2 separate regions of the Homo sapiens genome follow, and region 2 is linked to region 1. A link is a contact called in ENCODE Hi-C data. All regions are on one chromosome and are shown on one strand. Each heading gives the region's core, a stretch centred on a gene start or an enhancer-like site at or near the end of the contact. The rest is flanking DNA. Distances are from core to core; before and after follow the strand shown.

Region 1 (6,507 bases), core at 804-3,303:
TTCTCAAAAAAAAAAAAAAAAAAAAAAAAAAAATTAATAGACTTCATTAAAATTAAGAACTTCTGTACTTTGAAATATGCTACTAAAAAAGTGAAAACGCAAGCCACAGACTGAGAGAAAAATATTTGCAAAACATGTATCTCAGAAAGAACCGATATCCAAAATACATAGAACATTTCACACCTCAATAAGAAAACAAGCAACCCTATTTTTAAAAAATGAACAAAAGATTTAAGAAGACGTTTCATCAGAGATTAAAACATAGTTGACAAACACATGAAACAATGCTTAATATCGTTGATCATTAGTGGAATTCAAAATTAAAATCACAGTGAGCTTGGGCACAGTGGCCCACACCTGTAATCTCAGCACTTTGGGAGGCCAAGGCATGGTAGTGGATGCCTGTAGTCCCAGCTACTCGAGAGGCATGAGAATCGCTTGAACCTGGATCACTTGAAACCGGGAGGCGGAGCTTGCAGTGAGCCAAGATCATGCCACTGCACTCCAGCCTGGGCAATAGAGCGAGACTGTCTCAAAAAAAAAAAAAAAAGAGAGAGACAATGATAATTAAATGGAAGACCTGACTCTAGATTTGATCCAGGAAGGAGATAAAATGCCATAAAGTACTTTTTTTTTTTTTTTTTTTGAGATGGAGTCTCGCTCTGTCACCCAGGCTAGAGTGCAGTGGCGCGATCTCGGCTCACTGCAAGCTCCGCCTCCCGGGTTCACACCATTCTTCTGCCTCAGCCTCCCGAGTAGCTGGGACTACAGGCGCCCGCCACCACGCCCGGCTAATTTTTTGTATTTTTAGTAGAGATGGGGTTTCACCGTGTTATCCAGGATGGTCTCGATCTCCTGACCTCGTGTTCCGCCCTCCTCGGCCTCCCAAAGTGCTGGGATTACAGGCGTGAGCCACTGCACCCAGCCAAAGTACATTATTGAATCAGTTGACAGAATTGAATTACATACAGTAGATTCGATAAAAGTATTGTAGGCCGGGCGTGGTGGCTCACCCCTGTAATCCCAGCACTTTGGGAGGCCAAGGCGGGTGGATTACGAGGTCAAGAGATTGAGACCATCCTGGCCAACGTGGTGAAACCCCGTCTCTACTGAAAATACAAAAATTAGCCCGGCGTGATGGCACGCACCTGTAGTCCCAGCTACTCGGGAGGCTGAGGCAGGAGAATTGCTTGAATCTGGGAGGCGGAGGTTGCAGTGAGCCGAGATCGCGCCACTGCACTCCAGACTGCCAGTAGAGCGAGACTCGTCTCAAAAAAGAAAAAAAAAATTATTGTATTGATATTAATGTTACTGAGATTGATAACTATACTGTGACTGTATAATGTGATATCCTTATTGTTAGGAAATACACACTAAAGTATTTAGGGATAAAGGGCTATGATATACATGTAAGTTACCCTTAAGATACCCTTAAGTTTCTATCATACTTTGTGTATATATGTACATATGTACAAACGTACACAGAGCACACAAGTAGTAAAGCAAAGGGATAAAATGTTGACCGTAGGTATGTCTGGGTAAAGGGTATAAAGTGCTTTATATGTTATTTTTATTTTTGCAATTTATCTGAGAATAAAATCATTTCAAAAATTTAAGTTATTAGCATTCCACTTGTAATGTTTTTCATAGAACTTCTGGTTCAGAAGTTCTTAACTGTTTGAATGTAACCCTTTTCAGCTGGAAGACCTTGATTCACAAGGGAAATCATCTTCAGTTGAATTGGATGATCAAAAGAGGCAAAATCTTTTCTTAGCAGATTAGCTTTGTCTATTTTCTACCACAAATGCTCTTCCTTCCCATCCTCCGCAACTGTCAATTAATGAAAGCTACATCTGAACAGGCTTCCCACCTTTTTCAATTCAAGCTACAGTGGGTTCTTAAATGCTCAATGAGTGTCAGAAGCAAATAATATACTCAGAAGATGAAATTTTCACATAAAATGAAAGTTTTACTAAGGTATCTTGCTTCACTTCGTCATCAGATCTGGGAGCACAGATGGTGTATTTGGACCAGTTAAAAACCCCTGGAGTTATTCAAAACAATATAGAGAAAAGAGGAAGCAGAATCCCCACAGCGAGAATGAAGATTCAGACTGGCTGATAACTGGAGGAAGCTCAGGTGGGAGTGCAGCTGCTGTATCGGCGTTCACATGCTACGCGTAAGATGCTTTTCTCTATCTGTATTTTAAAACCCACCCAAATACAAACAGTCATAAACTGTATCCAGCAATAGAGTAGTTCATATCCTGGTATTTTTCTTTCTAGTGAGCTATATGTGCTCAAAGGTATATCAAAATTATATCTTGAGTTGCACTCAACTGTACAGTACACTATGTATATTTAATACTTTTAACTTTAAAATAACAAATTTTTCTCCATAGTATCTGGTTCTCTTAAAATATGATTTTGTGGATCTTGCAGAATAAAGCATCGAACATAAATGAACTTCATTGCATTTCATTTTTAAATAATTTGAGTGTGTGCTCACTGATTATACAAATATTTAGGGACTAACATACAATGGCTTTAGTTGAGTGCTGCTGAACTAAACTGTTGGTAATGTTTATCCTTCAGCAAGATCAATCTTTTGAAAAAAAAGAAAAAATGCTAATATGTATTAATAAGATATTTTAAATAGTGTTTTCAGGAATCTGCAATTAAAAATGTACATCAGTAAGTAAAGTTTTTTCAAGCTTGTTAGGTGCTGATTCTGTTTATCTATCATACTTTGTATTTGGTAAGAATCCATTGATCATATTTTCAGTTCCATTTGTAAAGCATTTCTTAACTACCCAAAGAAAAGAAAGTAAATATGGCTGTTGCTGTGTTTATCAGTCTCAATTTAATCAAAATGAATGTGTTTCTTTAGTAATAGTTTTGTATTTTATCTCCCCTTAATTATCCATTAAAACTAAGTTCTTTCACACACATTGCAATCCATAAATCATTTATATTTTTTTAGAGCTATGGAGATGTGAGTTCTACAGATTTTTTTTCAGTTTTCCTAAAATCTTATTAACAAGTAAAACCATTTCATTTTATCTCTGTGAAATTTTATAGCATTGCATTAATATTAATGTGAGTTCTGACAAGTTAGGACTGCAGGATTAGGTGCTTTTTTTCTGTCCTCATCATCCCACTTAGTGTTCATCTTTCTGAATGTGCTTTTTAGTAGATGGCATTTTGACACATAATTCCTATGGAAATGTAAGTTTTACTTTTACATAGCCGTCAGTGAATGCTAATAAGAAAATGTATCTTTTAAAATTGTGAAAGCAACAGTCTGATTTTGTAGCTTAACTTGACACTGTAAGAAAGGAAATCTAATTTGCATTTTCTGTAGGGCACAAGTGCCATGTTATTGTTAGGAGCATTGTTCAGTCCAAAGCTTCACTTTAAATATAAGCAACAGAAGTACAGACCAAAAATAACTTCAGATTGAATGTATCTCAAACTGTAAAGTGTTCTGCTTTTGTTTCCTTATTTTTGATTTGTTTACCCCTTTTTGATTTGTTTACCCCTTTTTGATTTGTTTCTTTTACAATAGCTTTTAAAATAGGAAGATTCCTGGAGTACTGTGCAGCCACTAAAAAGAATAAGTTAGAGCACTATGCAATGACATGGAAAAATAACCAAGATAAATTGTTAAGTGAAAAATAAGTTGCAGAACCCATTTCTGTTAAAAGTAACAATTGCATAGGTATATATGTCAGTCATTGCATGGAAGTACTGCATGTCTGGATGAATGCATGTCAGAACTGGTAACGGTTATTGTGGGGGCTGTGATTCTAAGAGTAATCTTACTTTATACATCATATAGTTATATAATATTTTAATTTTTATAGTAGATATGTACTGTTCTACAGCACAACTTCTGTTTTCCTGAAATGGTTTTTTAATTGTGGTAAAATGCACATAACATAAAATGTACCAGCCTAACCATTTTTAAAAGTACAGTTCAAAAGTATTAAAAACATGCAATCAGTCTTCAGAACACTTTTCATCTTGCAACGCTAAAACTGTGTACCCTTCAACCCTCTCCCAGCCCTGGTAACCACCTTCTACTTTGTGTCTTATGAATTTGATTACTCTAGTTATCTCATGTACGTGGTGTCATGTAGTATTTGTCTTTCTGTGACTGGCTTATTTCATTTAGCATAATGTCCTCCAGGTCCGTTTTTTGTTTTTTTAAAATAAGAACAACACAAACTCTGTAGGTAACTGGGTAAAGAAATGAACAGTCACTTTGTAGTTGAGTAATGCATGTATAAATAAGTGTGCAAAATTATTTAAAATGCACATTAATAAAAACTTTTTGGTTATCACACTAACAATTTTAAAAATTACTAGTACTCAGTGACGGTACTGAAACTTTAAAACACAATCTGACTCACTGCAACTAGGGATATAAATTGGCATAATCTTTCTGACAAGTAATTTGACAGCATATATCAGAAACTTATGTGCACTAAGTCTACTTCTTGGAAGCTAGCCTAAAAAGTACTCACACATAAGCAAAAATTTATGTTCAGAGATTTTCATAACAAAGTTATTTATTAAATAGTTATTCTAGTTAGAAACAACGTAAGAGTTTAAATTATTAAACATCTCAATCCATGATTCTAAATGGGGTGGGTAGCAAAGGGCTGTATCTGAATTTCTAGGAGGGGCGTATTTAGTCTGTAAAAGCATACTGCAAAATTGCCATTAATTTGATTTGTTTTCAATATCAACATCAGAAGAAAGTGCAAGATTTATATGTATATTGAAAGGAGAATGGACTTTAAAATACCAGGAATCACGAATTTATATGATGGAATATTACATATACTTTACATTTTCAGGAATTTTAATGACATAGTAAAAAGCTAATGTTAAAAAAGGGATGGAAACTCATGATTACAGAATTATCTCAACGGTGAAAAAAATGCATTTTTAAAAAGACTTGAACTTAATATGCCAAAATGTTAACAGTGTTTTCCTCTGGGTATTGGAATATTGAGTACCTAAAGTTTTCTGTACTTTATGAATTCTCTGAGATGAACATGTGTTACTTTTGTGTAATCAGAGGAAAATACAGTTTAAAAATATACAATTGAAAGGGTAGATTCCAAATATAATTAGAGATATATCATTCTTCTAAAGATAATTCCATTTAAATTCCAGGGCTTTAGGATCAGATACAGGAGGATCGACCAGAAATCCTGCTGCCCACTGTGGGCTTGTTGGTTTCAAACCAAGCTATGGCTTAGTTTCCCGTCATGGTCTCATTCCCCTGGTGAATTCGATGGATGTGCCAGGAATCTTAACCAGATGTGTGGATGATGCAGCAATTGTGTTGGGTATTTATATAATTCTATATCATTTGCAACAGCTTCTCTATAAAACAATATATCTGTCATTCATAAGTATTGCTCCTTACAGGTGCACTGGCCGGACCTGACCCCAGGGACTCTACCACAGTACATGAACCTATTAATAAACCATTCATGCTTCCCAGTTTGGCAGATGTGAGCAAACTATGTATAGGAATTCCAAAGGTAACTTTTTCCTTTCATTACTTTACAGAAATACTGTCAAGTCCAATAGAGAGCACAGACTTGGGAGGCGGATTGGGTGGGTTTGAATCTCTGCTCTGCCACTTTTATTAATCATGTGAGTTGAGTATGTGACTTAATCTCTTTTAGCTCAATTTCCCCATCTGTAAAATAGGAATAATAAAAATACTGACTTCAGAGAGGTTTGTGAGGATCAATTAGACAGTCATGTTAAGTCTGTAAATTGTTTCTGTAATGGGCAAGATAGCAAATATTTTAGATTTTGTGGACCATGCAGTCTTTATCATAACTGCTTAACTGCCATTATAGTGAGAAAGCAGCCACAGACAATATGTAAATGAAAAAGTGTGTCTCTGTTCCAATAAAACTTTATTTTCAAAAACCAGCTGGCTTGTCACATCTGGCCTATGGGCCATAGTTTGCCCATCCCTAATGTAAAGAAAGGACTTTAGCCCAAAGCCACAACTTGCATAGTAATGCCTCAAAAAATGTTAACATCTTTACTGTTATTATTATTACTACTGCATCTATTACAGTAGCAATTGAGTAATGAATACATGAATGTTATAATGTTAAATTACTAACCTTTTAAAAATATTAAGCATTGCAATATATTAATACTTTAAATCTTTTAGGAAGATAAGTTACCCTGCAGAATAATGAAGTTTCACAACCTCAGCACTGTTGGTGTTTGGGGCTGGTAATTGTTTGTTGTGGGAGACTGTCCTGTGCATTGTAAGATGTTTAGTAGCATCCCTGGCCTCTACCCCTACATGCAAGTAGTACCCCACCACCAAAACCACAATCCCACAACCAAAAATGTCTGCAGACATTGTCAAGTGTCTCCTGGTTAGGGAAAAGGAGACAAAAGTAACCCCCAGGTAAGACCACTGCTATAGAGAAATACTACCTTATTTAAAATCTTCCAT
Region 2 (5,885 bases), core at 1,683-4,182, 200 kb after region 1:
GCTCTTGTCACCCAGACTGGAGTGCAATGTCATGATCTCGGCTCACCGCAACCTCTGCCTCCCGGGTTCAAGCGATTCTTCTGCCTCAGCCTCCCAAGTAGCTGGGACTACAGGCATGTGCCCCCACGCCCAGCTAATTTTTGTATTTTTAGTAGAGACAGAGTTTCACCATCTTGGCCAGGCTGGTCTCGAACTCCTGACCTCATGATCCACCCGCCTCGGCCTCCCAAAGTGCTGGGATTACAGGCGTGAGCCACCGCGCCCGGCCAGAGTCTACAGTTCACATTAGGTTTCACTCCTGGTGTTGTACATTCTACGGGTTTGAGAAAATGCGTAATGACATGTATTCACCATCATAGTATCATACAGAGGCATTTCACTGCCCTAAAAATGCTCTGTTCTCTGCCAGTTAATTCCTCCATTCTTCCTACCTAACCCCTGGCAACCACTGATCTTTTTACTGTCTACATAGTTTTGCCTTTTCCAGAACGTCATATAGTTAATCGTACAGTGTGTTGTCTGTTCATATTGGCTTCTTTTACTTAGTAATATGCATTTAAGTTTCTTCCGTGTCTTTTTATGGCCTGACAGCTCAGTTCTTTTTGGTACTAAATAACATGTCATTGTCTGCATGTACCACAATTTATTTATTCATTTATCAGCTGAAGGACATGTTGGTTGTTTCCTAGTTTTGGCAATTATGAATAAGATTGCTATAAATATTTATCTGCAAGTTTTTATGGAGACGTAAGTTTTTCATTTCTTTGGGTAAATACCAAACAGCATGATTGCTGGGTTGTACGGTAAGAGAAGATTTACTTTTGTAAGAAGCTGCCAAAATGTCTTACAAAGTGGCTAGACCGTTTTGCATTCCCACCAGCAGTGTACAAGAGTTCCTTTTGCTCCACATCCTTGCCATCGTTTGGTGTTGTCAGTGTTCTGGATTTTGGCCATTCTAACAGGTGTGTGTTGATATCTCATAGTCGTTTTAGTTTGTAATTTCCTAATGACACATGATGTGGAGTTTCTTTTCCTATGTTTGTCATCTGTATACTTCTTTGATGAGGTGTCTGTTTAGGTCTGAACCTATTTTTTAATCAAATTGTTTGTTTTCTTTTTGTTGAGTTTTAAGAGTTCTTTGTATAGTTTGGATAACAGTCCTTTAACAGATATGTGTTTTGCAAATATTTTCTCCCTGTGTATGGCTTATCTTTTTATTCTCTTGACAGTGTCTTTCACAGAGCAAACAATTTTTTTTAATGAAGTTGAGTTTCTTGATTTTTTCTTCCTCAGTATCCTTTTACAACTTAAATCTGAGGATACAACACTTTACTTCAATACCTTGTTCTTAAACAAAGACTGGAGCAGTGAGTACATGGCTGTGGACCTCATCAGTGTCATCAAATTGATGACATTGACCAACTTTTCCTGGGTTTGGATAGTCTTAGAGATTTTTAGATCGTCTCTCATAGAATTTCAAGAAATCCTTCCATAAAATACCTAGCTCTAACTTCCGCCTCTTAAGCAAGAAAAGCAAAAATTGAATTAGCGTTTTATGTCCTGCATGATCTCCGTGGAACCCGTACAGATCCTGAGGACTAAATGCGCTGACAAGGACACAGGCACAGGCTTTACCGGCCCAGGGATGATGGGAGGAATTTAACCTAAGTGAAAAATTAATTCTCAAACCTATCCTACCCTGCCAAGATTCACAATCCCATTTTTGCCCTGTCTCTGTGCCACATCCCATATAAGCAACAATTTAACCAAAAACAGACTTGAAAATTAATTGTACATCATCCAAGTCAGCGAGATCTTCAGCCCCCCAATTTAGCATCATTGTCCTGGGCAACCAGGCTTGTGGCTCATCCATTTACCCAAATAGAACCAGCAATATCTTACCCTGGACGAATAGGTGGTAAAAAAAAAATGATTTTTCCCCTCCCTTTGGATCTTTCTGAGGAAAGCTGAGTTGATTAACAAATAAAAGTTACCAGCTGGTAAGTATCTTGGATCTGTGTTTTGAAGCCGAGGTAATAAGCCTTTTGAACAAACTGCAAAATAAAGGACAAGGAGCAAATTCAAAAGGACTTTTGTGCAGATTCTTTCCTATCATTTCATGATATGGTTTTCACATCAGATATTTAACAGCTCATCAGTCTGATTATAGTACCATTAGTCCCACTTCTAAGCCTGATGAGCCACTCTGGTCTTGTTTCTTACAAAAATTAATTTTAGGTTTTTCTCAATTGGGATTAAATGTCAACCAAAATGTACTACATGAAAAGTCTTATTAACATTATCATAATAACAACTTATGCTCCTTACACATTAAAGCACATAAGACATTTGCCTACAATGTGTGATTGAAATCCTTTTCTTACCAACCTTAAAAGAAAAGCAAAAGATGCTGGTACTGAATATGAATAAAACATTCTGTCAAGAGCTTTTTTGCAAATGCTGCTCTAATTCATGCAAAATCAAATTTATCTCCATTGGATTAAATTTAACTGATTCAGATCCACATGGCTGACCAAGATGGGGTGTTAAATTCCTTTAAAAAATGGTAACTTCGGAAATATCCATTGGATTCCCATACTCTTCTATTTGAACAGTCAAATGCCCTTTATGAATTAGCAATGAGATTTGACAGAACTGATTTTCCTTGGAAATTACGTGAGATGTTCTATTTTTAACCAGAAGCTAAAAAAGTGTGATGAGATCAATGCTTTAAATTAAGTCTGCCTAAAACCTCAAGAAAAAGTTCTCATCAAAGGAACCAACAAAATCACAAAAATGAGGAGCAGACTGGGGAAATCCTGGCTAAAATTCTTGATAGACAATAGTTGTCCTGTTATTCTTCTTTGCCAAGATAGCCAGGTGTCACTGTGATGGCTTAAGAAAAGAAAAGAAAAGGAAAGAAATGACAACACAACTTCCACATGAACAGCCAGAGACTAGAGGAAATCCCCAGTTACTGTAACTGAGCTAACTTCAGCATTATATTCTGAACCACTTCTAGAAATGAAACCTTAAAGGCAAAACTTGGGGTTTTAATCTGACAGAAAAGTGAATTGGAAACATCTTTAATTTACATTTTAGAAAATGAAGAAAAGCATGTAGAAAAAAAATTGAAAGCCTTACAACCCAGGAACCTAGAAATAATAACTCCTGTATTTCTAATATTGTAGGCATTCCCAACCAGTTTTTGTTTTTTTTGTTGTTTTGTTTGTTTTGTTTGAGGCGGGGTCTTGCTCCGTTGCCCAGGCTGCAGTGCAGTGTCATGATCACAGCTCACTGCAGCCTTGAACTCCTGGGTTCAAGCCATCTTCCTGCCTCAGCCTCCCAGGTAGCTAGTACTATAGGTGAGTGCCACCACATCTGGCTAATTTTTAAATTTTGTGAGGAGAAAAAGTCTTGCTTTTTTGCCCAGGCTGGTCTTGAACTCCTGGGCTCAAGCGATCCTCCCACCTTGGCTTCCCAAAGTGATGGGATTTATAGGCATGAGCCACTGCACATGGCCTGCTTATTTATTTTAATGTAGTTTTTCTTAAACCTTTGAGGAAAGTCATCACTCAACGATTATTCCAAGTTGGAAGTATTCAGTGGCACAGCACCATCAAAAAGCCCTGAAAAAGGCATTCTCCAGTCTGAAAAGAGAGCTGAAATAGCCTCTCCCTTAATAAAAAGTGCCTGTAATCCCAGCACTTTGGGAGGACAAGGCCTCAGGAGGATTGCCTGAGCCCAGGAGATGGAGGCCAGCCTGAGCAATACGGCAAGACCCCGTCTACAAAAATCAAAGAAATTAGCCAGGTATAGTGGCTGACAACTGTGGTCCCAGCTACTTGGGAGGCTAAGGCAGGAGGATCCCTTGAGCCCAGAAGGTCAAGCCTGCAGTGAGCCATGTTTGCAGCACTGCACTCCAGCCTGGGCTACAGAGCAAAACCCTTTCTCCAAAAAAAAAAAAAAAAAAAGAACAAAAATAATAATGATAATGATGATTTCCAGAGGAACTTCTGCAAGTAGGGAAAGCCAGCAGTACCTACAAGCCTCAATTCATCCTGTGTCCCCTTGCCTCCACCATGACCCAATACCCACTGTTGCTCTGATAAGTGGAACTGGTAGAGTCTTGGGGAAACTTTAATAAGCATTAGAGAGAGTAGAAGGAAAATCAGCACAGAGAAGTGGAGGTACAGGCTGGTTTAGGAGGTGCTGGCCTGATCTGCCCATAGCTGGCTGTTCCCAGGCCTTGGTGTGGCCTTCTCTCAATGGTAAGCCATGGGCAGCCTCAGTCATTTGCTGAGTTCCAAATGGAAGCCAATCATGAACATCCTCAGCTCAGTCCTGGCAGGCCCCAGCTGCTCTTGCTTCCATTGCTTAACTTCTCTCCTCATTTCTCTGCTCCAGGCCCACCCTGGGCAAAATTGCAGAGTAGATTCAAGATCCCCTTCAGCAACCTGGTCTCGTGGTTCTGCCCAGAATAAATGGGTGGGATGACCCATTCTTTATGAATTGTCTTTCTGGAATTGGAGAGCTTTGCAGAGATTAGAAAGAGGCCTCATCTGGGCACACACAGCACTTGACACAGGTGTCCCCCCTCCTCCTGCTGAAAGCAGCCGTAGGACACAGGTTAACTAGTGGAGAGCAAGCTGGGTCTCTATCCCACAAGCCTCTCAGCCTCAGGCCTTTGTGCGGGTCATGAACCAAACAGTTGAGGCATTTGGGGGTCAGGGAACTTTCCTGGTACCTCTGAAATTTCTTCACAGGGGCAAGTGTCTTTTCCAGTCACCTAAGCAGACCTTGTTCTAGGCATCCCTGGACCAATATCATGGATTACCTTTGAGTTTTTCCTAACTGTTACAAAACGCTTTATGGAAAAGTTGTTTCTTTTTGCCTAGTGTTTATTTCTGTCTCCAAAGCAAGCTTGCTTTCATTTCTTTCACTTTTCACAATTTGGCAGAAAATGCTTTTCTCATTTGCCTCTTATGTGAAGACTTTTATCTTCTCACTTCCCCTTTCTTTTCTTCCTAGAAACGTCTTATCTCTTACCATCCCTGAATGTCCCCTCCAAGGTAAGGGAACCAGCTCTCACTTTTGAGTGTTTACCGAAAAGTTTCCATGCCACGTGGATGTGTCTCCTTGGGAGGGAGGTGCCTCGGGAGGGGGCTGGCTCCTTGGGGGCCTAGTCAGGCCTCGGGCCTTTCCTGGGCAGAGGTGACGAGGACAGCCAACCTAAAGTAACTGGGTTTCTGGGAAAGCCTAGAGGCCCCAGAGAGTCCTTTCACACAGTTCTCCACAGGTTACCATAGATATAAGGAAAATTTTTTTCAGCACTGATTTGCTTAAGCACTCTGTAAAATGCCGTTTTGAATTACAAATGAAGATGTGTATACCTTACTAAACACAAATATTTAAAATGGCAAATAAAAGAGTTAAGATGATTTAGAAATTTTAATGACCTAATGTATTAGTACAGTTTTAGTTGGGAGTTGGAGGACCATGGTAGATTAAGGTGAGAGAAAATACTGGGTGCTCAGTTGTTCTAAGCTGTATAATGTTTTGCAAAGTATAATCAAATAGAAAGTTGAAAGGTTCCTTGGTAGCTTTAAAATGTAAACTTTATACAAATCATGCAGAATGTTGTTATACTACCCTTCAAGTTATTTCTGGTATGTTACACTTTACATAAATACCTACATTAAGCTTGACTTCTTGATTAGAAAGCAAAGAGGAAAGGGAGCGCATTAAAGTGTTAACACAGGTGATATGGTCTGGCTCTGTTTCCCTACCCAAATCTCATCTTGAATTGTAATCCAGATTGTAATCCCCACGTGTTGTGGGAGGGACCTCATGGGAAGGGATCAGATCATGGGAGCGGTTCCCCC

What was found. A loop is a pair of places that touch in the nucleus more often than their neighbours do. Pooled maps may share reads with other maps.
Region 2: a loop to region 1 is called in a pooled map, with 2.3 times the contacts of the local background. The contact joins two enhancer-like sites. A Hi-C loop is called at or near these places in 1 of 168 maps with a recorded cell type or tissue (GM12878), 6 of 37 single-sample maps with no recorded cell type and 3 of 50 pooled maps.

The regions. Positions count from the first base shown.
Region 1 is chr6:106,647,023-106,653,529 of GRCh38, forward strand. QRSL1 (glutaminyl-tRNA amidotransferase subunit QRSL1) reads left to right here. Exons shown (of 11, transcript NM_018292.5): 5 at 2,003-2,179; 6 at 5,187-5,362; 7 at 5,445-5,560. Among named protein-coding and RNA genes, the nearest start is that of QRSL1, 21 kb to the left of the region's middle. Within about 2 kb of position 2,054, at least 2 of the 41 ENCODE cell types and tissues checked have a DNase peak (open chromatin) inside an H3K27ac peak, as active enhancers do.
Region 2 is chr6:106,842,224-106,848,108 of GRCh38, forward strand. No RefSeq gene overlaps it. Among named protein-coding and RNA genes, the nearest start is that of LINC02532, 58 kb to the left of the region's middle. RefSeq lists enhancers at 2,990-3,049, 4,680-4,729. Within about 2 kb of position 2,933, at least 2 of the 41 ENCODE cell types and tissues checked have a DNase peak (open chromatin) inside an H3K27ac peak, as active enhancers do.